Regions from separate parts of the Homo sapiens genome. Here region 2 is linked to region 1. A link is a loop called in an ENCODE intact Hi-C map of the cell type or tissue named here. Cell type or tissue: B cell. All regions are shown on one strand. Links, peaks and the distances in the headings refer to the core of each region. The heading gives the core; the rest is flanking DNA. Region 1 holds the start of ELK1 (ETS transcription factor ELK1). Region 2 holds the start of RBM3 (RNA binding motif protein 3).

Region 1 (10,959 bases), core at 15-8,014:
CCTGTTTCGTTCCTTGCCATATTCCAGCACCTAGAAGAGTGCCTGGTACTCACAAGGGGCTCAGTAAAGGTTGGTTGCAGGAACAGTCCCAACTAATTAGCTCTCATATCCCTTCTTCTTCCTCATGTGACCCCTACACTGGTGTCTCAAATTATCTTTTTCCCATTTATTCATGGGATAAATTCTTATTGAGCATCTGCTGTTTACCTGGTACATTTTCAGTTGCTGGAGACATAGCGGTGAATGAGCAGACAAAAACTGAGTCCTCATGGGACTCACATTCTAATGAGGAGAGACAGACAACAAACAAGTAACCCACACAGTGTGTCAGACAGTGATAAAGGGCAACGGGACAAATCAGGGACCTGGCTTGAGCCCTGCTGGGTGTGCAGCTTCAGATGGTCAGGGAGGGGTTGACTTTTTTTGTTTTTACAAGTAGCATTGTTAGGAACTTCTTTTTTATACATGTGCCTTTGTATAGTATATTCTAAGTACCATGGTGTGACAATCAACCTTTAATGAAATAACACTACCCAGGTACAACAAAATCAAATCACTCTTAGAAACATCTTTTACGCCTGTGCCTTTAAGAGAGTGTATTACACACACCACAGTGGTTGTTTTTTGGGTTTTTTTTTTTCAGAAAAAGGGATCTCGCTATATTGCCCAGGCTGGCCTGGAACTCCTGGGCTCAAGCTATCCTCCCACCTCAGCCTCCCGAGTAGCTGGGACTATAAGTGCACACCCCTGTGCCCAGCTACACACCACAGTTTTGTGAACACATTCTTTCAATGCAACAACACAGTCCTTATTCACATATACAACTAGCACTCTTAGAAACAGCTTTTATACCTATGCCTTTACAGAGCATATTACGTACCTCAGTCTTGTGAACACATCCTTTTGAAAAGGAGGAAAACCCTTACTCATATATAAACTGGCATTCTTAGAAACATCTTTCATACATGTATCTTTTTATACTGCATTCCACACACCACAGTGTGGTAAACATCCTTTGGGGGTTGGTATTTGAACAGAGTGCTGAAAGGAACCATGCAGAGATCTGGGGGTGGTGTTCAAGGCACAAAGAACAGCCAATGCAAAGGCCCTGAGGCTGGCCCATGCCTGCTATGTTTGAGGAGCTGTGTGGTGGAACCAGTGTGGTTGGAGCACAGTAAGGGGGTGGGAAGGTATAGGCGGTAATGCTAGAAAGGTTACTTGTTTTACCATTAATTCACAGTTAATATTTATTTACACTGGAAGGGATTCTAGTTCTGATCCCCCATTTCACAAATGAAGAAAAAGGCACAGAGAGGAAGTGGTTAAATCACTCATCTAAGGTCACACAGCTGCTGGGATTGGGGGGTGGGTGGGTGCTGAGAGAAGGTGAGGAATGAAGACTGCTCTGCAGGCAGAGGGAACAGCAAGAACAAAAGCTTGGAGGTGAGAACTAATTTGGTTTTTAAGGACTGAGGCCTCACGTGGGGTGGGATGAGATCTAAGAGGGGAGCCTCAAAAATTATCCTGTGTCCTGAGTACTTCCTGGGCCACCTTTGAGTAAGGAATTTAACCTCCCTATGGCCCAATTCCCTCACTACCTATCTCATGGGGTTGTGGTGAGGATTAAAGGAACTCATTCATATGAAACACTCTGCCTGATATACGGCAGGTGCTCAATAAACGCTAGCTCCTATTGGCATTACTATCATCACTGGCGCTAATGTATTCACTTATTGTAGTGAGGCAGAACGTCTTTGTGGTTACGAGTGTGACCAGGCTGACCCACTATTAAGAGGTGGAGGACAGGGAAGGCCGTACAGTGCTCCATCACAAGGAAAAGAGGATCAGCACGTTCTCTTCTGGGAAGGGAAAAAAAAAGAGAAGGAAATTGAAAGTACACGGCCGATCTTCCCCCAATTACAAAGCACTGGACTCACGGGAGGGTATGCGGGGGACTGTGCAAGCATACAGGGGTGTGGGGGAGGAAGGCCAATGAACAGATCCACTGCAAAGGGAGGGGTGATGAGGCTCATCGTCTGAGGGGAAGGGGAGCAGAAAACCTTACAGACTCCTGCACCACAGTGAGAGGAGAGAAAAGCCATCACACAGACTGATTCAAAGCAGAGAGGGAAAAGGCTATGGACTGAGCTACTGAAAATAGGGAGATGTAAAGCACTAAACTAACCCACTATTAAAAAGGAGAGAACCCCAAGCGCTAGAGCGACAGTCTACGAAAAAGAGGAGACAGGGCAATGGACTGATAGCTAAAGGGACGTGAATCCAAACATGAAGACTGATCCACTATAAAATGGTGGTGGTGGTGGTGGGGGGGGGGGGTGGTTTTGAAAAAAGCCATGGACTGATGCATTGGGGGACTGGAGGAGGCAGGAATACAAACTCAGGTAGACTCACTGTTAAAGAGGGATGCGGAGGAGTGCGGCGCCACGGATTGATTCGCTACGATGTACAGGAAGGGTGGAATAAATAAGGCCACGGACGGGTCTCCTGAAAGTTGAGGCTAGGAGAAATCCAAACACTCAGATACACCTACTATTAAGGGGGCTGAACACTGTCACAGGCTAGCTCCCTATAAGTGGGGGTGGGTGGGGGGCGGGTGGGGGTAGGGGTAGGGGGAAAGCCTATGGACGAGTCCACCCTAAGTTGGCGTGGGGAAAAACATAAGCACGCAGACCGATCCATTATACAACGGGAGGGGGAGGTTAGGCCACGGTCAGATCCACTATAAGGGACGAAGGGCTTGAGCAATGCCACACGCAGGTCCACCAGCCGTGGTGGTGGCGGCGGGGAGTCGAACACCAGCAGGCCACCGGCCAAGCCACATCCTCTGCGCGGGGGCGGGAAGGATACGTGGGGTCACGGACTGGGCCCTCCACCCTCCAGGCCCAGAGCTCACCTGTGTGTAGCGTGGCGGTGGCGTTGGCAATGTTGGCAGCTCCGGGGGGCGGGGGCTCCATACGCGGCCCCACCGCCCCCCAGGCCTGGGTTCCGAGGCGGCGGTGGAGGTGGTGGTGGCGGTGGCGGCGGCAGCACCTAGAAGCCGCCCCTGCGTTTCCCTACAGCTCACGTGGGCCCGAGGAGGAGGAGCCCAATGTCCCGCCGCTCGCTGATTGGCCAAAGCGCTATTAATCGGCCGCAAGGCCTCGAGGGGTTGGGGGACGGGCCCTTCCCTACAGAGCTGTGCCGTGATTGGCGTAAGGGGAAATGATGGAACGCTCACGGCCCCTGGAGTCCCGAGGAGGCGCGTTCGGCCTTCACGGTGCTCCACGCCGATTGGCTCAAGGACTGACGGACTGTGAGCAACTGAAAAGGCTCGGGGCCTGTGTCGGGGGGGCGGGGGTCTGCCTCACACTGATTGGCTTACATGGGATTGATGGAAGACAGCCCCCAAGGACGGGGGTGGGTGGCCCTGTTTTTCTCTGATTGGCGGACGAGGGACTTCTAGACCCCTGCCAAAACACCAAGGGGGCGGTGTCGCACGCCATGCTGCTCAGCGGAAGCAGGGCTTGTATAGAAATGGGCGTAGCAGCCGGCGGGAGTGGGTCGGACTGGGCTCCGCGTAGGCGGGCAGGGCAGCTCTACGGTTAGACAAGACCATAGAGCTGGGTAAAGACGAATTTAGAACACAGCGGAGGTAGGAGGGCAGGATGGCTGTCAGGCACACGAAAGAGCATTGAGTGGCAGAAACGAAATGCTTTCAGAGGGCAGGGTTGAACTGCGGCCAGAGTTAAAAAGGGGAGGAACCTGGCTCTGCATTGATTGGCGGTGGCTGGACTCAACCTAGAATAGGGGCCCGACTAGGGAGAGCGGGATCCAGGTCTGTGCCCATTGGAAGCTGGAACACTTACAAGCAGGGGCTAAGACAAGGTAGGGCTGAGTTAGGGTTTGGGTGTAATTTGGGGTACCTGGGGAATGATTGGGTGTGTGAAAGCGTAAACCTTAGGGCCCTTTGATTGTTGTGGGAATGAACAAACCTCCACCATGAATTGGCCCATTCTCTATGGCAATTCAAAGGGTGGCGTCTAGGAAAAGGAATGGAAGAAAGGGTGAGGTGGGGGGCCCAGGTTGCCAAGATGACAGAAGAGAGGGCAGTGCATAAGGTCAACTGGCAAATACTGCCAGGCAACAGGCTGGAGGCAGGACTGCTGGGGCATTTTGGAGGTTCCACAGAGAGACTGGATCTCTGGGTCTCTCAGTAACTTTGTGCCCTAGGAACAGGCCCCCGTGGCAACTAGCAGGGTTTATGGGGAAAAAGAAGGGCCATGTGACTCAAAGGCATTCAGGCTCTTTAATGTCTGAGGATGGGGGGAAGAAGTCAATGGTGAGGCTTCTCTGGGAAATTCTGCAGGCCTTGTAGTTCTCTAAGCCCCTGAAAAAGAGGACAGAAGAGATTGAACAAAGACTGGGTCTGGGTTACGCCCCCAGGCTTGCTCTGACCTCCCTCCCTTGACTCCAGTTTAGAGGGAAAGATGGTCCTTCCCTTCTTTCGCTCTCTTCCTTCTTCAGGTCACCACCCTAAACACAGAGTCTGGTAGTGGGGTGAGCTGCTCTCACCTCTAGCAACATGTGGATATGGGCTTTGATATTCATGGAGTCCTTGGTGAGGCTGTTGCTGAGCCTAGAGAAAAGAAACAAGAAAGGGCAAAATGGGCCCCACATGATTATGATGACCCTTCCTTATCACTTCAAGATCTACTTATATCCTGGATGATTTCCACCTGGCTCATTCCTATGTGGAAATGCCAAGCCACCATCTGGTTTTCACTGATTCAAAGATTATTAAATGCCTACTGTATGCCAGGCAATTTTAGGCACTGGGAGATAGCAGCAAACACAACAAACAAAACTCCCGGCCTGATGGACTTCAAATTCTTGTAAAGAAAGACATAACAAAAAACCAATGGAATAAAAGCTATGTGTCAGATGGTTCTAACTACAATAACAAAAATTAAAAATGAGAGACAATAAGGAGTACAGGAGTGGGGGGCTGCAATTTTAAAGAGGGCTCAGGGATGGCTTCACGGAGAAGCATTTGAGTAAAGACTTAAAGACAGTGAATTTTGAGTAGTGTGGCTATATGGAGGATGTGTTCCACACACAAGGGGCAGCAAACACAAAGGCACTGAGGTGGGAGTGTGCCTGGCATGTTTGAGGTGCAGCAAAGAGGCCACTCTGGCTGGAGAAGAATAAGTGAAGGGGGAATGTAAGAGGTGAGGTCAGAGAGGTAATGAGGGAGACAAACTGTGTGAAGCCTACAAGGCCATGGTAAGGACCCTGGCTTTGACCTTAAGTGAGATGGGAGCCAAGGGAAGGTTGCAGCAGAGGAAGGAGGTTGAATTACATGAACCAGTCAGTTGACTCCTTTTCTCTAAGCCAGTTTGGATCAGATCTCGCCCAAAAGAATCCTAATTGATATAAAGGGTCAAGGAAGGCCTTTCTCAAGAATGAAGAATGAGAAGGAATCGAAGAATGCCTAATGGTTAAGCAGTAGGAAGGCCTTTTCCACAAAAAGGACAAGAGGCAACAAAGAGCTGTTTGAGAAGCAGTGAGGTCAGAGTGTTAGAAATTGAGTGGGGAGGGAAAGTGGCCTAAGACAAGGTCCAAGAGATAGGAAGAGGTTAGATCACACAGGGTCTTAATATAATAAGGAATGTGGATTTTATTGTGCTGTCAATGTAGGAGTCAGTTTGAGGGGTAAATGAAACTAAATACTGTTGGAAAAGCAGAGAGCAATAAGATAGGATGTTAAATTGGAAAAAAAAGTAGTATGAACCCATGTATATACCAATATCTCCCACATTTTTATTTCTAGCCCAGAACTCTCTCCTGAACTTGACTAGTTTTAATGACATCTTCTAAAAATCCACTTCAGTGTTTAATAAGTGCCTCATACTTAACAGGTTCCAGACTAAATTCCTGACCTTCCCCTCCAAATCTACTCCTCCCCTAACTTCTCCATCTCAGATAATGGCAACTCCATCCCTCCAGTTGCTCAGCCAAAAACCTGGGCTCCTCTCTCTCACACTTCACATCCAGTCAGCCATTCTTCTTAAAATCATGACTGTTCCATTGCAGGTAATGCTTCTGATCTCCATGATATGCTTTCTCCATAGCACTGTCAACATCTGACATACTACATCATTCATTTGTTTATTGTTTGTCTCCCCTGACTAGAATGTCAGCTGTATGAGGGCAGATTTTGTTTTTTTTTGTTTCCTGCTCTATCCCCAGGGACCAGAACAGTGTGTGGCACAGAGGAGGCACCCAACGTATGTTGAATGAATAAGTGACTACTCCATTAAAAGGAACCTGAGGTTGGCTGAGTGTATGTTTAGGGACAGGAAATAAATGAAGTATGGGTGTTGTTGCCAGAGAGCAAGAATACTTTCAAGAATATTCTGGGGGTAATGCTTAAAGAACAGAAGAATGAACCTGATCAGCTCCTAAGGGACAATTTTAACATCAAAAAAGAGAACAAAATTAGTTAATGGTGTAAGCTTACCTTATGAAAACCTATGAGTTCAACACTTTAAAAGGGAGAAAAATACAGAGTTCACCAAATGCTAGCTGTAACACAAAAGGGATATGTTTATTACTGCTGATTTATTTTTATTTGCTATGTGAGAAGCAAATTACTACTGATTTAGTATGTAAGGCAGTGTGAATAGTCATATGGTTATGCTTTTTTTTTTTTTTTTGAGATGGAGTCTCACTGTGTCGCCCAGGCTGGAGTGCAGTGGCGTGATCTCGGCTCACTGCAACCTCCACCCTCCGAGTTCAAGCGATTCTCCTGCCTCAGCCTCCTAAGTAGCTGGGATTACAGGCGCCTGCCACCGTTCCCGGCTAATTTTTTGTATTTTTAGTAGAGACGGGGTTTCACTATCTTGGACAGGCTGGTCTTGAACTCCTGACCTCGTGATCCACCCACCTCGGCCTCCCAAAGTGCTGGGATTACAGGTGTGAGCCACCGCGCCCGGCCGTTAGGCTGTTTCTTCTATAATTACATGTCTATTCATGAGATGTGGATGTGTACTCCTTTCTGTGTCATCAGGAAAGAATATAGAGATTTCATCCCTTCCACTTCCCAAACAAAGAAATATACTAAGAACAGGAAGAACTGACACTTTTGATCACATAAAATGACCAGAAAGTTAGTTCAAAGTATATCCCAAGTAACCAAATATTTTTAAAGGACAGCCAGCTACATAGACTCAAATCTTCATCTCTTAGAAAAATTAAACTTCTAGACAGTCCTACTAATTACAATAAAGCAGTAAGACTCAACCATATTTTTCATCACACTAACAGACCAGGTCAGTACATCAAAAAGACCAGGCAAGGGGGCAGGCACTGACAATTTAAATACTTCATTTTGGGGAAGTACGTGGAGTCTCAAAACATTAAAATCTATTTGATAGGCTCAGGAATCCTGTGACATAACAAGGAAAGCCTTCTTATACAAACTAGACTTTAGCTGGGCGCGGTAGCTCACACCTGCAATCCCAGCACTTAGGGAGGCTGAGGTGGGCAGATCATCTGAGGTCGGAGTTTGAGACCAGCCTGGCCAACATGGCAAAACCCTGTCTCTACTAAAAATACAAAAATTAGTCGGGAGTGGTGGTGGGTGCCTGTAGTCCCAGCTACTTGGGAGGCTGAGGCAGGAGAATCCCTTAAGCCCAGGAGGCAGAGGTTGCAGTGAGCCAAGATCGCACCACTGCACTCCAGCCTGGGCGACAAGAGCAAAATTCCGTCTCAAAAACAAAGTGGACTTGGTCTAAATGACCACCAGTTCAGAATTGTGTTGACCATGAAAGCAGGCCGTTTAATTAAACTATTTGCTAATTGGTCTGAACACCAAGAATCAGAAATCTCAGCAGGTCTGAGGTTCTTTTGGGTCCACTAGCACCTGCTAGTCCTTCCCATGGCTGGAAAGGTTTGAAAAGATAAAAATTACTGAAACTCTAAGGGAGGCAACTCTGGAAAAAATGAATGTAGAACAGACATAAACACAAAACACAACCAACAAAGAAGTTTAAATCAATGGTACTCACACTTGTGAGATGTTGTTAATCTAAGTGTATTGCTCAGTGCCCCCATGCTCATTCCATTGAAACCAAGCTCACCTCTCTTGGTAGTTTCACTAGCATACCAGGCACACTATTCCTCTTGCCAGGAATGCTCTTCGCCAGATAGCCCCATGGCTTTGTCACTCAGTCAAATGATTCAAATGTCCCTTCCTCTGGGAGGCCTTCCCTAGCTACATTTCAAATCCCTCATCTATGCTCCCAACTGCCCTTCCCTGCACAAAACCGTAAATCAAGCTTGTCCAACCTGCAACCAGTGGGCCACATGCGGTCCAGGACGGCTTTGAATGCAGCCCAACACAAATTCATAAACTTTCTTAAAACATTATGTGATTTTTTTTTGCAACTTTTTTATTTTAGCTCATCAGCTATCATTAGCATTAGTGTATTTTATGTATGGCCCAAGACAAATCTCCCAATGTGGCCCACGGAAACCAAAAGATTGGACACTCCTGCCTTAAACTCAACTGGAGCCCACATTTTCTCTCCCCATCACCCCCAACACAGATCTGCTTCAATAACCACTTTAATATGCTTCCAGCATACCCTTTCAAATTATTTCAACAAACACAAAGCCGGGTACAGCAGTGCGCCTGTAGTCCCAGTTACTTGGCAGGCTGAAGCAAGGGGATTGCTTGAGCCCAGGAGTTTGAGGATGTAGTATGCTATGATCGCAGCTGTAAACAGTCACTGCATTCCAGCCTGGGCAACACAGCGAGACACCATCTCTTAAAAACAAAAACACAGAGTGTCTACTATATGCTTGTACTACTCTAGTCACCTGGGTATAAGGGAATAAACCAAATCTCCCCCTTTGTAAAACTTACATTCTAATTGGAGGAGACAACATGAGAAAGAAATTACATAGTAAATATTAGGGGGTGATAAGTGTTAGTAGAAAAAAAGTAGAAGGAGGGGAATCAAGCATGCCAGGGGCTGTAATTTGAAAGTTAGGTTACAGAGGGCCTTGTTGAGGAAGTGACATTTAAGCAAGACGAGTGAGTGAGGAGAAAGGAAGCCATGTGGGTACTGGGGGAAAGAGCAGTGCAGGCAGAGAGAACAGCTACAGCAATATCCCTGGGGTGGGATCATTCTTGGGGTGTTGAAAGAAGCATGTGAAGGTGAGTGTGGCAGGAACACAGTGAATGAATAGTAAAATTAGCAGGAAGTGAAATCATAGGTAACTAGTTTTCTTGTTACCAATTCTAACAGGCTGAGACCTCATGGATCTGGTCATAATTGTATTTATGTATAACAGTATAGTCCTTCTAGATTGTAAGCCTTCAAGGAACTCTTCTGTCTTGTTCACTGCTGCATTCCCACTGCTAAGCACAGTGCCTGGCATACAGAAGATGCCCAATAAATGTTTGCGTGAATGAACAATACAAAGATCATTTTTTGAGTGCTTATTATGTGCTACACATGGGCTTTGCAACCCCATTTCTTCAGCCCCAGCTCTGAAGAGGAGGGGAGATGAGTCCTTAAGTATCATTCCAGGCAGCCATGGGTAAAGGGAGAAGAGTGTTGGAAATGGTGGTGTTTTTACACACTATCCTCATGGAATGGACTTACTCTGTGAGGAGAGAGCTCTTACGATCAATGAACTTGAGAGCTTCTGCCAGTGTCAACTCCAGGAAAAAACCATATCCCAGGGCCACATAGATGCGTGAAGTATCTGGGCTGAGGAAAGAGAGGTTAGAGGAAGTGGGGAGAAGTCCTTATCACTGTTTAGCATAGTTTATGTTTTGCTCCCCACCCTTCCCCAAATTGAGGCTCTGGGAAGGCAGGGATTTTGTCCTATTTTATTCACTGTCACATCCCCAGCACCTAGCTTATATCCTACTGGGATATAAAACCTCGCATAGTGCCTGGTACATAGAAGATACTCAAAAAAATATAAGTTGCATGAGGGAAGGGGTAAGCTGAACCCTGTGGGCTCAGAGGGGCGGGTAGACACTCACACCACTGTGTCAACGAAGAAGTTACAGCCCAAATCCACCTGCATATATAACTCCGAGTGCTTAGCTTCCTGTGGGGCCAGGGAAAAAGAGGTAGGGGTCAGTGGTGAACTCTTAGGTCAGGTGACAGGGTTGGGTCTGGAGTCTCTCTTCCCATTTCCCTCCCTTGCCCACACATACCAAAAAAATGGTACCCAATCCCATAGTCTTTACCTGGAGTCGCTCAATGACATTTCTCAGTTGAAGGTATTTGGCCAGCTGCTCATATACCTTGTCTCGATGGTCCAGCACCTTTCTGATGGGACGAAAGTACAATGGTGACCAATAGGCAGCCCCATTCCTCCTAGTATACCTCATATCATGACCCTCTGAGACTCTCATGTCACCATACACTGAAAAGGCTTTTTAGTGCATAAGTTAATTTTCGGCTCTGGGTCAGACTGCCTGGGTTTGGATCTGGGCTCTATCCTTTATAGATGTGTGACTTTGGCAAGTAAATAACCTGTTTGGGACTCAGTTTCCCCATTTATAAAATACAGATGACAGTATTACCTTGTAGAGTCATTAGGATTAAATGAGCGTTTACTACAAAGCATCTAGAATAATGCTTATCAAATGGTAAACTCTCTATATACATGTTAGTTATAATTACTATTATTATACTCCCAATACTGAACTCCAATCATAATGTCCCATCCTCACCCTAGAAAAATCCTCCATCCCTTTTAGGATGCTCATAGGCCTAGTTCTGAACACCTTATTTCCTGCTTAGATTAACAAAGATTGCAATAATATTTCTTCATACTCATTGAACCTCTACTATGTTTCAGGCATCCATGCTAAATTCTTGACAAAGATGGGACACATCAAAAACTCAAAACCACTGCATGGGGAAGGTT
Region 2 (11,145 bases), core at 1,649-9,648, 920 kb after region 1:
ACAATCATGGCTCACTGCAACCTCCGCCTCCCGGGTTCAAGCAATTCTCTTGCTTCAGCCTCTCAAGTAGCTGGGATTAACAGGCGCCCACCACCACACCCAGCTAATTTTCGTATTTTTAGTAGAGACAGCATTTCACCATGTTGGCCAGGCTGGTCTCAAACTCCTGACCTCAGGTGATCCACTGGCCTCAGCCTCCCAAAGTGCTGGGATTACAGGCATGAGCCACCAAACCTGGCCAATAGAGAATTTTTAAATGCATTTCCCTTTAAGATCAGGGACAAGGCAAGGATGTTCACTCAATACTACTCTTTAATATAAAACCACCTAATGCTATGAGGAAAAATAAATGAGGTATACATTGTAGAAGGAATTGATAAAACTCATTTGCAAATTATATGAGTGACTACCTTAAAGAACCAACAGAGTCGGGCGCGGTGGCTCACGCCTGTAATCCCAGCATTTTGGGAGGCCGAGGCGGGCGGATCACGAGGTCAGGAGATGGAGACCATCCTGGCTAACACGGTGAAACCCCATCTCTACTAAAAGCACAAAAAATTAGCCAAGTGTGGTGGCGGGCACCTGTAGTCCCAGCTACTCAGGAGGCTAAGGCAGGAGAATGGTGTGAACCCGGGAGGTGGAGCTTGCGGTGAGCCAAGATTGTGCCACTGCACTCCAGCCTGGGTGACAGAGCGAGACTCCATCTCAAAAAAAAAAAAAAAAAGAACAAACAGAATGACAAAAACAACTAATAGGACTAATAAGAGAGTTCAGCAGCCAGGCGTGGTGGCTCACACCTGTAATCCCTGCACTTTGGGAGGCTGAGGCGGATGGATCACCTGAGGTCAGGAGTTCGAGATCAGCATGGCCAACATGAGGAAACCCCATCTCTACTAAAAATACAAAAAATTAGCTGGGCGTGGTGGCACGTGCCTGTAATCCCAGCTACTCAGGAGGCTGAGGCAGGAGAATCACTTGGAACCCGGGAGGTGGAGTTTGCAGTGAGCCGAGATCGCACCACTGCACTCCAGCCTTGGCAACAATAGTAAAACTCCATCTTAAAAAAAAAAAAAGGGGTTCAGCAAGGTTTCCCAATACAAAATCAACATCAACCTGTAAAAATCAAAAGCATTTCTGTATAGCAGCAATAACCAACAAAAAAAAAAAGTAGGAATGAATTTAATACAAGAGACCTCTATTTTAAAGAATTTAAACTCTAACAATAGAAATTGATCTGAATAAAAGAGAGACATTTTATGCTCTTTGCTGGAAAGATTTTGGTAATATATAAGTTATTTTTAACAAATTATCCCAAAACTTAGTGGCTAAAACAATACACATTTATTATTTCACATGGTTTTGGAGAGTCAGGATTCTGAGAGTGGCTTAACTGGGTGGTTCTGACTCAGAGCCTCTCATGAGGCTACAATCAGGATGTTGGCCAGGACTGCAGTTATCTGAAGGCTGGGATCCACCTTTAAGAAGGCTTGCTCACATGGCTGTTGGCAAGAGGCCTTACTTTCTTGCCACCTAGATCCCTCCATAGGGCTGCTCATGACATACCAGCTAATGTCCCACATAATGAGCAGTCTGTGTGACAGAGAGCATGAAGCAGATGTGCCTTTTACAGCCTGGTCTTGGAAATGACACACTATCACTTCCACCTCATTCTGTGCTTTACAATTGAGTCACTAAGTCCAGCACACATGCAAGTGGAAGGAAGTTAGGCTCCAACTCTTGACGAGTACAGTATCAGAGTGTGACCATATCTTAAAACCTCCACAGTTAATATTATTAAGATGTTATTTTGGCCGGGCATGGTGGCTCACACCTGTAATCCCAGCACTTTGGGAGGCCGAGGTGGGTGGATCACCTGAGGTCAGGAGTTTGAGACCAGCCTGACCAACATAGACAAACCCCGTCTCTGCTAAAAATACAAAATTAGCCGAGCATAATGGTGGGTGCCTGTAGTTCCAGCTACCCAGGAGGCTGAAGCAGGAGAATTGCTTGAACCCGGGAGGCGGAGGTTGCAGTGAGCCGAGATTGCACCATTTTACTCCAGCCTGGGCAACAAGAGCGAAACTCCATCTCAAAAAAAAAGACGTTATTTCTCCCAAAATGTAAAAATTCAATGCACTCTCAATAACACTTCCATTACTTTTTTTTTTAATGTTTTGAAACAGGGTCTCACTTTGTTGCCCAGGCTGGAGTGCAGTGGCACGATCATAGCTCACTGCAGACTCCAACTCCTGGGTTCAAGCGATCCTCCTGCCTCAGCCTCCCAGGTAGCTGGGATTTGGGCGAGAGCCACCATGCCTGACCTCATTACTTCTTTTTGTTAGAACTGCAATACACTTACATTAGAATTTAGAATAGTAATGAATCATGGACAGTTAAGACAGCCTTCAAAGAAAGCGTTATGATGGGGATTTGCCCACTAGATATTAAGACATATTAAAGGTGTTAGTAATAAAAGGGAAAAAAAAAACAACAACAAACCTATATTGGCCCAAGAGCTAAGAAGTAGACCAATTAGAAGAGAAGGCCGGGCACGGTGGCTCACACCTGTAATACCAGCACTTTTGGAGGCCGAGGTGGGCAGATCACAAGGTCAGGAGATCCAGACCACGGTGAAACCCCGCCTCTACTAAAAAATACAAAAAAAAAAAATTGGCTGGGTGCGGTAGCAGGCGCCTGTAGTCCCAGCTACTCGGGAGGCTGAGGCGTGAACCTGGAAGGCAGAGCTTACAGTGAGCCGAGATCGCGCCACTGCACTCCAGCCTGAGCGACAGAGCGAGACTCCGTCTCAAAAAAAAAGACCATCCTGGCCAACATGGTGAAACCCCATCTCTACTAAAAATACAAAAATTAGCTGGGCGTGGTTGCACGCGCCTGTAGTCCCAGCTACTCAGGAGGCTGAGGCAGGAAAATCACTTGAACCCAGGAGGCGGAGGTTGCAGTGAGCCAAGATCGCGCCACTGCACTCCAGCCTGGCGACAGAGTGAGACTCTGTCAAAAAAAAAAAAAAAGCTCAGAAGTCAGGTACAATAGTGCTCCCCTGTAATCCCAGTTACTCAGGAGGCTGAGTTGGGGAGAATGCTTGAGGCCAGGAGTCAGCCTGGGCTCATCTCTTAAAAACAACAATAACAACAAAACCAGCAACAAACCACCTCAGAGACAGACCCATATATCTATGGAACTTGATACATGATAGAGGTGGTAAAACACACACAGGGATGGGACAGATTGCTTAATAGATGGTGATGGGGCATCTGGCTCATGACACAGAGAAAAATAAAATTGGAGCTCTATCTCACACCATATACAAGGACGAACTCTACATGGATTAAAGACCTAAATGTGGCCGGGTGCGGTGGCTCATGCCTGTAATCCCAGCACTTTGGGAGGCCGAGGCAGGCGAATCACTTGAGGCCAGGAGTTCAAGACCAGCCTGGCCAACATGGCAAAAACCTGTCTCTACTAAAAATGCAAAAATTAGCCAGGTGTGGTGGCACACACCTGTAATCCTAGCTACGCAGCAGGCTGAGGCAGGAGAATTGCTTGAACCCAGGAGGCGGAGGTTGCAGTGAGCCGAGATAGTGCCATTGCACTCCAGCCTGGGCAACAAGAGCGAAACTCTGTCAAAAAAAAAAAAAAAGAAAGAAAGAAAGAAACTGTAGGGGAACATTTTGTGACCTGGGAAAGAGAATGATTTCTTTAAAAGCACAGACCAGGCCGGGCGTGGTGGCTCACGCCTGTAATCCCAGCACTTTGGGAGGCCGAGGCAGGCGGATCATGAAGTCAGGAGTTTGAGAACAGCCTGAACAACATGGTGAAACCTCATCTCTACTAAAAATACAAAAATTAGCTGGGCATAGTGGCACATGCCCGTAATCCCAGCTACTCAGGAGACTAAAGCAGGAGAATCACTTGAACCTGGGAGGCGGAGGTTGCAGTGAGCTGAGATCATGCCACTGCACTCCAGCCTGAGCGACAGAGTGAGACTCCGTCTCAGAAAAAAGCACAGAACATAGGGGGAAAAATGATTATATCAAAATTATGGATCTTTATTCAACTAAGTTTACTGCTTACAAAGTTAATAACACAAATGCCAGAGCTGGAGAGGCTATTTCCAACACCTAAGGGATTAATAATTAGACTATGTGAGGAATCCCTGACAATAACAGGAAGATAAATATGGGAATTACCCCAACAGGAATATGGATGTACTGTATTCTGTATGTTAGCAAATTTGGTCTGTGTTGGGCAAATTCATTCTATGGATAAGAAATTTAGCCTCTGAGGGCAAACTAACTTATTCTTCGTTGATGTGGCGCTCAGAAGTGAAAAATCTGTCAAATCCATTTATTGTAAAGGTGGCCAAGACACTGAAGACTAAATTGTGAACAGTGGGCTCAGACACTACTTGATTGGGATAAGTCTATTGTGTATTGCGAAAGTCCCTTCTGTGAATCAAGGGCTCAGTTACTTTTTTTTTTTTTTTGAGACTGAGTCTTGCTCTGTCGCCCAAGCTGGAGTGCAGTGGCATGATCTCAGCTCACTGCAACCTCCACCTCCCGGGTTCAAGCGATTATCCCGCCTCAGCCTCCTGAGTAGCTGGGACTACAGGTGCCTACCACCACGCCCGGCTAATTTTTTTTTTTTTTTGTATTGTTAGTAGAGACAGGGTTTCACCATATTGGCCAGGGTAGTCTTGAACTCCTGACCTTGTGATCTGCCCACTTCGGCCTCCCAAAGTGCTGGGATTACAGGCATGAGCCACTGCGCCCGGCAAGGGCTCAGTTACTTTCGAAGAGAGCAAAAATTGCTCTATGGATTGGGATTTACAACCTCTGAAGATCGTAGCATCCTCTTTTGTTTTGTTTTGTTTTCACCCAGGCTGGAGTGCAATGGCGTGGTCTCGGCTCACTGCAACCTCCGCCTCCCGGGTTCAAGCGATTTTCCAGCCTCAGCCTCCCGAGTAGGTGGGACTACAGGCACGTGCCACCACACCCAGCTAATTTTTTTTTTCTTTTTTTTTTTTTTTTTTTTTTTTTGTATTTTTAGTAGAGATGGGGTTTCACCATGTTGGCCATGCAGGTCTCGAACTCCTGAACTCGTGAACCGCCCGCTTTGGCCTCCCAAAGTGCTGGGAATACAGGCGTGAGCCACCGCGCCCGGCCAGCATCCTGTTTTGTAAAAGCCATCTCAGGCAGTCTATTGGTGAGAAAATTAAGGGGCTGGCTTCACGCCAGCAGTCAGACAAGGGTGAGGGCTGAAGTCAGAGATGAGATGGAATGACGCCAGGGAAAAGGGTCCCATGACAGGCGGCTAGATGTTGAGCACAGAGGAGAAAGAGTAGGAGTCAGGGTCAAACCTTAAAACGTTGGGTCTGACATCATGGACTGTGAAGGGTGATGACATCAGTGACGGTGGGGGATAAAATGTCAGGCCTTTAAAGGGTATGAGGTTAAAGAACTAGAAGGTGAAGGAGGTTAACATCAGAGAATGGCAGGGACCTAGAGGAAGACGACTACGATGGTGAGGAAGACATCCGATCCAGCGGGGGAAATGATGGCAAGGACGGGAGGATGATGTCAGGGACAGCAAGTAGTATGAGATTGAGAAGGTTCCTTTGTGGAAGGGATAAAGGCAGCTCAGCCGGTTGTGGGGGGGATGCTGACGTTTAGGGTGCACCAGCTGTTCAAAAGTCGACCCCATTTCCGGAAACACCCCATTTCCGGAAACACCCCATTTCGCGGAGAACACTGCTCCCTTCGCTTTGCTGTCCCTTCCTCTCCCCACCACTCCGCTCCTGCTGGCCTCAGCCAATCAGCACGCACGCCGGGACGCGCAAGGGGAACGTTCCGGGACGTTCTCGCTACGTACTCTTTATCAATCGTCTTCCGGCGCAGCCCCGTCCCTGTTTTTTGTGCTCCTCCGAGCTCGCTGTTCGTCCGGGTTTTTTACGTTTTAATTTCCAGGTAAGTTGCATATGTCCTGCGAAACGGCGGCTCCTCGCCACACACGCGCCGCGCCGGCCGTGACCGGGGAATAGCGAGTGGGGAGAGTAATGGCCACTGACACGTAGGCTTGGCTTTCTCTGGGACGGGCGGGTCCCGTGCTTGGAGGTGAAACATTTCGGTTGGTGGGAGGCCGGCGCGCTGTATCTGAGTGTGAGGCCTACCGGGAGGGACTGGTGGCGTCGGTGGTGGCAGTGACCACGCGACAGCCGACACTTACTTTCCTTATCCCACGTGGCCGCCGCCATCTTGTTCTGCCGGCGTTAAGGGAACGCAGGGATGTTCTGGGCTTGCGCAGTGGCACAAAATGACGGGCGTGGCGGCTATGAATGTGAGAGCATGCGCAATGTGGCCCCCTAATGGTGGCTGCGCTGAGCCAGCTCCTCAGATTACCACCTTATTGGCCGCCTTTCTCAGCTTTTCTGTAGTTACCCATATTTTGTTCCTCTTTCTTGTCTATTTTCTGTGCTTTTTCTCTGCTTTCCGTCTCGCTATTTTCTCACATCTCCATTTTCTTTCTCCTTCCTGCCACCATTCTTCATGTTCTTCCCACAGGACTTGAACTGCCATGTCCTCTGAAGAAGGAAAGCTCTTCGTGGGAGGGCTCAACTTTAACACCGACGAGCAGGCACTGGAAGACCACTTCAGCAGTTTCGGACCTATCTCTGAGGGTGAGACGGGCCATACTCACAATGGGGGTTGGTGAGAGAAAGTCTGGGATCCTTGCATTTCAAGGAGTATTAACTGAAAAGTTAGGACCCACGCCTCCAAATTCTTTTTCTTCCTAAGCCTATGGTGTAGACTAAGGATGAGGGGAAGCGTCTTTGGGATTAGTGGGAGCGCTCCGTTTTCCCTACCTATGCCATCTCCTTTTCCGGCCACCCTTTGCTACTTAACCTTTGGGGTACTGACTGGTCCACATTGCTCCATCTTCTCTCCCTCTCACAGTGGTCGTTGTCAAGGACCGGGAGACTCAGCGGTCCAGGGGTTTTGGTTTCATCACCTTCACCAACCCAGAGCATGCTTCAGTTGCCATGAGAGCCATGAACGGAGAGGTGGGGCCTCCTATCTGCAGAGGGACCTTGTCCCCATCTGCGGCTTCCTTCATTCTTTTTGTTTTTCCCTCTGTGTCTGCTCGGGGCAGCGTGGCCACCAAGCCCCGCAGTGCCCACTCACAGGAGCATGACTGCCTTTTGTTCTAGGGGGTGGAGGGCAGCGGCAGACAGAGCCTGGCCGCCTGGGAGGCGACGACTGGTCCTGCATGAGGCCGAGAAGCCACCTGTGGATGGTTGACCTGCCTTGGGCTTAGGTAGTAGAGTCTGCAGACCTGTGGGCCTGGCCCGGAGAGGACCTCGTGAGTCTTCTGACATGGACTCTGAAGCCTCAAACCAAGAGAGGTGTCTGTCTAGCCCTGATAGTCGGGCAGCTTAGAGGAGTGGGGAGGAGAACTCAGCCTGAGTTCAGTCAAGATGTAAGTAGTAGCAAGGGGAACATGGTGCATTCAGGTCATTTTGTGTGGGATTCTATAGCTCCTGATGAAGCCATTCTGGGGTAAAGGAGCTTATTCTGGAACATGGCACCCAGAACCTGGTGCCCAGCAGGAATTTTTGGCCTCTTTTGCCCACTTACCCTTGCCTGCTCTTCCCTCACCATTGCCCTGACTGACTGCCAACCCATCATCCTTGTGTCTCCCACACTTAGTCTCTGGATGGTCGTCAGATCCGTGTGGATCATGCAGGCAAGTCTGCTCGGGGAACCAGAGGAGGTGGCTTTGGGGCCCATGGGCGTGGTCGCAGCTACTCTAGAGGTGAGTGCAGTGATCGTTTTGATCATGGGGTGAGAGGGAGAGTTGCCTATGTGTGGACAACTGCCATTTAAATATTTTTCTGCTCTAGGTGGTGGGGACCAGGGCTATGGGAGTGGCAGGTATTATGACAGTCGACCTGGAGGGTATGGATATGGATATGGACGTTCCAGAGACTATAATGGCAGGTGGGTAGCCAAAGGGCTGGGATGTTCTCCTATTGCTTCCCTCTCCTTAAGAACTCAGCGCCTGGGTGTTCATGCATACCACACCTTGCTGTTACTAATGTGTACCTAAAATGAGTATGAAATTTAGCATTTTAAGTTAATTGTGTAGTCATATAGTTGCGACATGGTAAAGTATACTATATATGTTGTGCTGTGTGGGTTATATAACTATATTGCTTTAACATGTAATATGATTTAATATACTGCGTATAAATCGTATGCCATAAAACTGTTTACTGTGATACTCATATGCTTAACATATCCTGTTTTTGATACGTAAGGTTTATGTTATGACCCATACTGTAAAATGTGACGCATATAATTACAGTGGTATATATAATGCAGTACCAGAAAACTTTTGTGTGTTTTTTTTCCCCCCCAGAAACCAGGGTGGTTATGACCGCTACTCAGGAGGAAATTACAGAGACAATTATGACAACTGAAATGAGACATGCACATAATATAGGTGAGACTTGGATATCGGCATTGAGTGAACCTGTTTGTCACACTCTGTCATGACCCTCTCACCTTTTCTGGCAAGACTGCTCTGCATTTCTGCTGCCCTCATACCTCACCCAGCCAACCTACCAAACATTCCTAGCTAGGCCTTCCTTGCTCTCAGGTGCATATCAGAGCAAGTTTGCTAGGGGGTGGGATCTGAAAACCCATCTCCTATAATCTTCTACTCTTGTGTGGGATGGAGGAAATGAAGGTGTGTCCCTGTTGTCCAACCCTCAGCATCTTCATCAGCTCTAGGAGGTGAGCATGTTGTCAGCTGTTACTTCATGACATCACAATTCTCCCCCTCTTGCTGTTCCCAGATACACAAGGAATAATTTCTGATCCAGGATCGTCCTTCCAAATGGCTGTATTTATAAAGGTTTTTGGAGCTGCACCGAAGCATCTTATTTTATAGTATATCAACCTTTTGTTTTTAAATTGACCTGCCAAGGTAGCTGAAGACCTTTTAGACAGTTCCATCTTTTTTTTTAAATTTTTTCTGCCTATTTAAAGACAAATTATGGGACGTTTGTAGAACCTGAGTATTTTTCTTTTTACCAGTTTTTTAGTTTGAGCTCTTAGGTTTATTGGAGCTAGCAATAATTGGTTCTGGCAAGTTTGGCCAGACTGACTTCAAAAAATTAATGTGTATCCAGGGACATTTTAAAAACCTGTACACAGTGTTTATTGTGGTTAGGAAGCAATTTCCCAATGTACCTATAAGAAATGTGCATCAAGCCAGCCTGACCAACATGGTGAAACCCCATCTGTACTAAACATAAAAAAATTAGCCTGGCATGGTGGTGTACGCCTGTAATCCCAGTGACTTGGGAGGCTGAGGCAGGAGAATCGCTTGAACCCGGGAGGCGGAGGTTGCAGTGAGCTAAGATCGCGCCACTGTACTCCAGCCTGGGCAACAGCGAGACTCCATCTCAAAAAAAAAGGAAATGTGTATCAAGAACATGATTATCCAGCGGTATTTTCTAATTCAGATCATCAAACTGATTATATAGAAGAGTTGGCTTTAAAATGTTTGCAAATGTCTTTTTTTTTTTAATACTGGAAGAAAAAATATTCTGTTGTGTCTCATACAGTGCTTAGGATGTCTTTCACAGAGCTTATTAAAAAGATGAAACCTGAGAACAAACTGCTTTATTCTTACTCAGCCCATTTTGCAAATTAAAAGTGGGGGCAGAGGTGGGCGGATCACCTGAGGTCAGGAGTTCGAGACCAGCCTGGCCAACAGGGCAAAACCCCATCTCTACTAAAAATACAAAAGTTAGCGGGGCGTGGTGGCGGGTGCATGTAATCCCAGCTACTCGGGAGGCTGAGGCAGGAGAATTGCTTGAACCCAGGAGGCGGAAGTTGCAGTGAGCTGAGATTGTGCCACTGCACTCCAGCCTAGGTGACAGCAAGACTCTGTCTCAAAAAAAAAAAAATGGCACATCAACGAGAGGGAGGCTTGGAGAATATTTGGTTGGTGGGTGGGCAGGGACTGCCAGAGGGTTAGGTGTACATTGAGGCCTGAGGCCTGCTGGAATTGGGTTTCCTTAACTGGTCTCTTATCTTAGTCCCATTGTTCTGAGAACATAAGCACCTAATCTCATGGCGTGAGCTAATCCCTATCATAAATAGTGGTACCAGTTCATTCCTTCCCCTGAAATGATGGGGGTTGGGCAGAGATGCACTGAACTCATCTTTGTGTATGAGGGCCATGAGAGAGGCCTGGTTTGAAAACAATGCTAAGAGCTCAGATTCCAGGATTTATGTAGGGGCTCTTCTACTTCCCAGGTATTTGACCTCAGGTGAGTCATTTAATTTCAGCCTTATGCCATTTTACATTTTCTGTGGAGGGTTAGGTTAATTGGCATATAAAGCCACTGAGAAGAGTTGGCAAAGCTCTCAGTCACGGGGATTTGATCTTTTTTGGTGTGTGTGTGTCTTGGGTGGTAAAGTGGTAATTTTGTAATTCTAGCTGGTCTTAGTTCCTCAGTTCTGCTCCCTTTAGTCATGGTTCTTTCTAGTGGCTGTATTGAGGCCCCATGGGTGTTATCCCTCCATTGGTTCTAGTTTGGAACAGAAAAATCTGTTGTATTCATGGCTTTCACCTGGCTAATACTGAGCTAAGTTACCACCAGGTTGCAAACTCCAGGACATTATTGTCCTGAGCTGCCTATTCCCTTGCTGGTGCGTTGTGGAACCCTGTATTATTAGTTCCAGTCCTGGAGGCCTGCCTCCTGAGTTTCCCAGCTAGTTGGGACAGGCCCCAATATCCCTTCTTCCTGTAACCCAAACAGTCATGAATTTGCTTTGGCAGGTGGATGGAGACTTGGGAACTTCCACCTCACCCACTAAGCCAGGCCCAGGCTATGGGGCATTGTGGCTAACCCCACCAGGTGGATACTTGGTCTGAGGACGCATCTTATTCTGGGCCTTTAGGGAGCTAAGGCAGTGAGAATTGGCAGGAGGACTGCTGTGAATGCCTTGTAGGTCGGGGGATTGGAGGGGGTCCTCTGCTCCCTGTCTCTCAGGATGGCAATGTACCTCTCACCCCCAGTGTCAGCTGAGGTAGGATCCATAATCAGTAATA

What was found. Hi-C counts contacts between places; a loop is a spot of excess contacts. Peaks named below come from ENCODE experiments on the same cell type or tissue, not always from the same donor. Only the 100,000 strongest peaks of a DNase experiment are listed, where the experiment ranks them.
Region 2: it touches region 1 in a loop (6-fold over the local background); 3 of 110 quality-filtered maps call a loop at or near these places.

The regions. Positions count from the first base shown.
Region 1 is chrX:47,647,509-47,658,467 of GRCh38, forward strand. ELK1 (ETS transcription factor ELK1) reads right to left here and starts at 3,055. Exons shown (of 7, transcript NM_001114123.3): 1 at 2,915-3,055; 2 at 2,413-2,518. It overlaps UXT (ubiquitously expressed prefoldin like chaperone), which reads right to left. Exons shown (of 7, transcript NM_004182.4): 3 at 10,274-10,355; 4 at 10,064-10,131; 5 at 9,675-9,782; 6 at 4,573-4,636; 7 at 4,288-4,387. The coding sequence ends at 4,334. RefSeq lists a cis regulatory region at 2,518-3,498 and a silencer at 2,830-3,239. In B cell, for the core only: no CTCF peak of the experiment used is centred there; a DNase peak (open chromatin) is centred at 3,293; H3K4me3 peaks cover 1,554 bases; H3K27ac peaks cover 1,594 bases.
Region 2 is chrX:48,568,590-48,579,734 of GRCh38, forward strand. It overlaps RBM3 (RNA binding motif protein 3), which reads left to right and starts at 5,895. Exons shown (of 7, transcript NM_006743.5): 1 at 5,895-5,984; 2 at 6,579-6,694; 3 at 6,972-7,078; 4 at 7,725-7,830; 5 at 7,919-8,015; 6 at 8,437-8,520; 7 at 8,876-11,145. The coding sequence starts at 6,592. The coding sequence ends at 8,497. RefSeq lists a cis regulatory region at 5,028-6,013, enhancers at 5,770-6,969, 5,953-6,222 and a silencer at 9,980-10,189. In B cell, for the core only: a CTCF peak has its summit at 6,425; DNase peaks (open chromatin) are centred at 5,782 and 6,322; H3K4me3 peaks cover 1,745 bases; H3K27ac peaks cover 2,383 bases.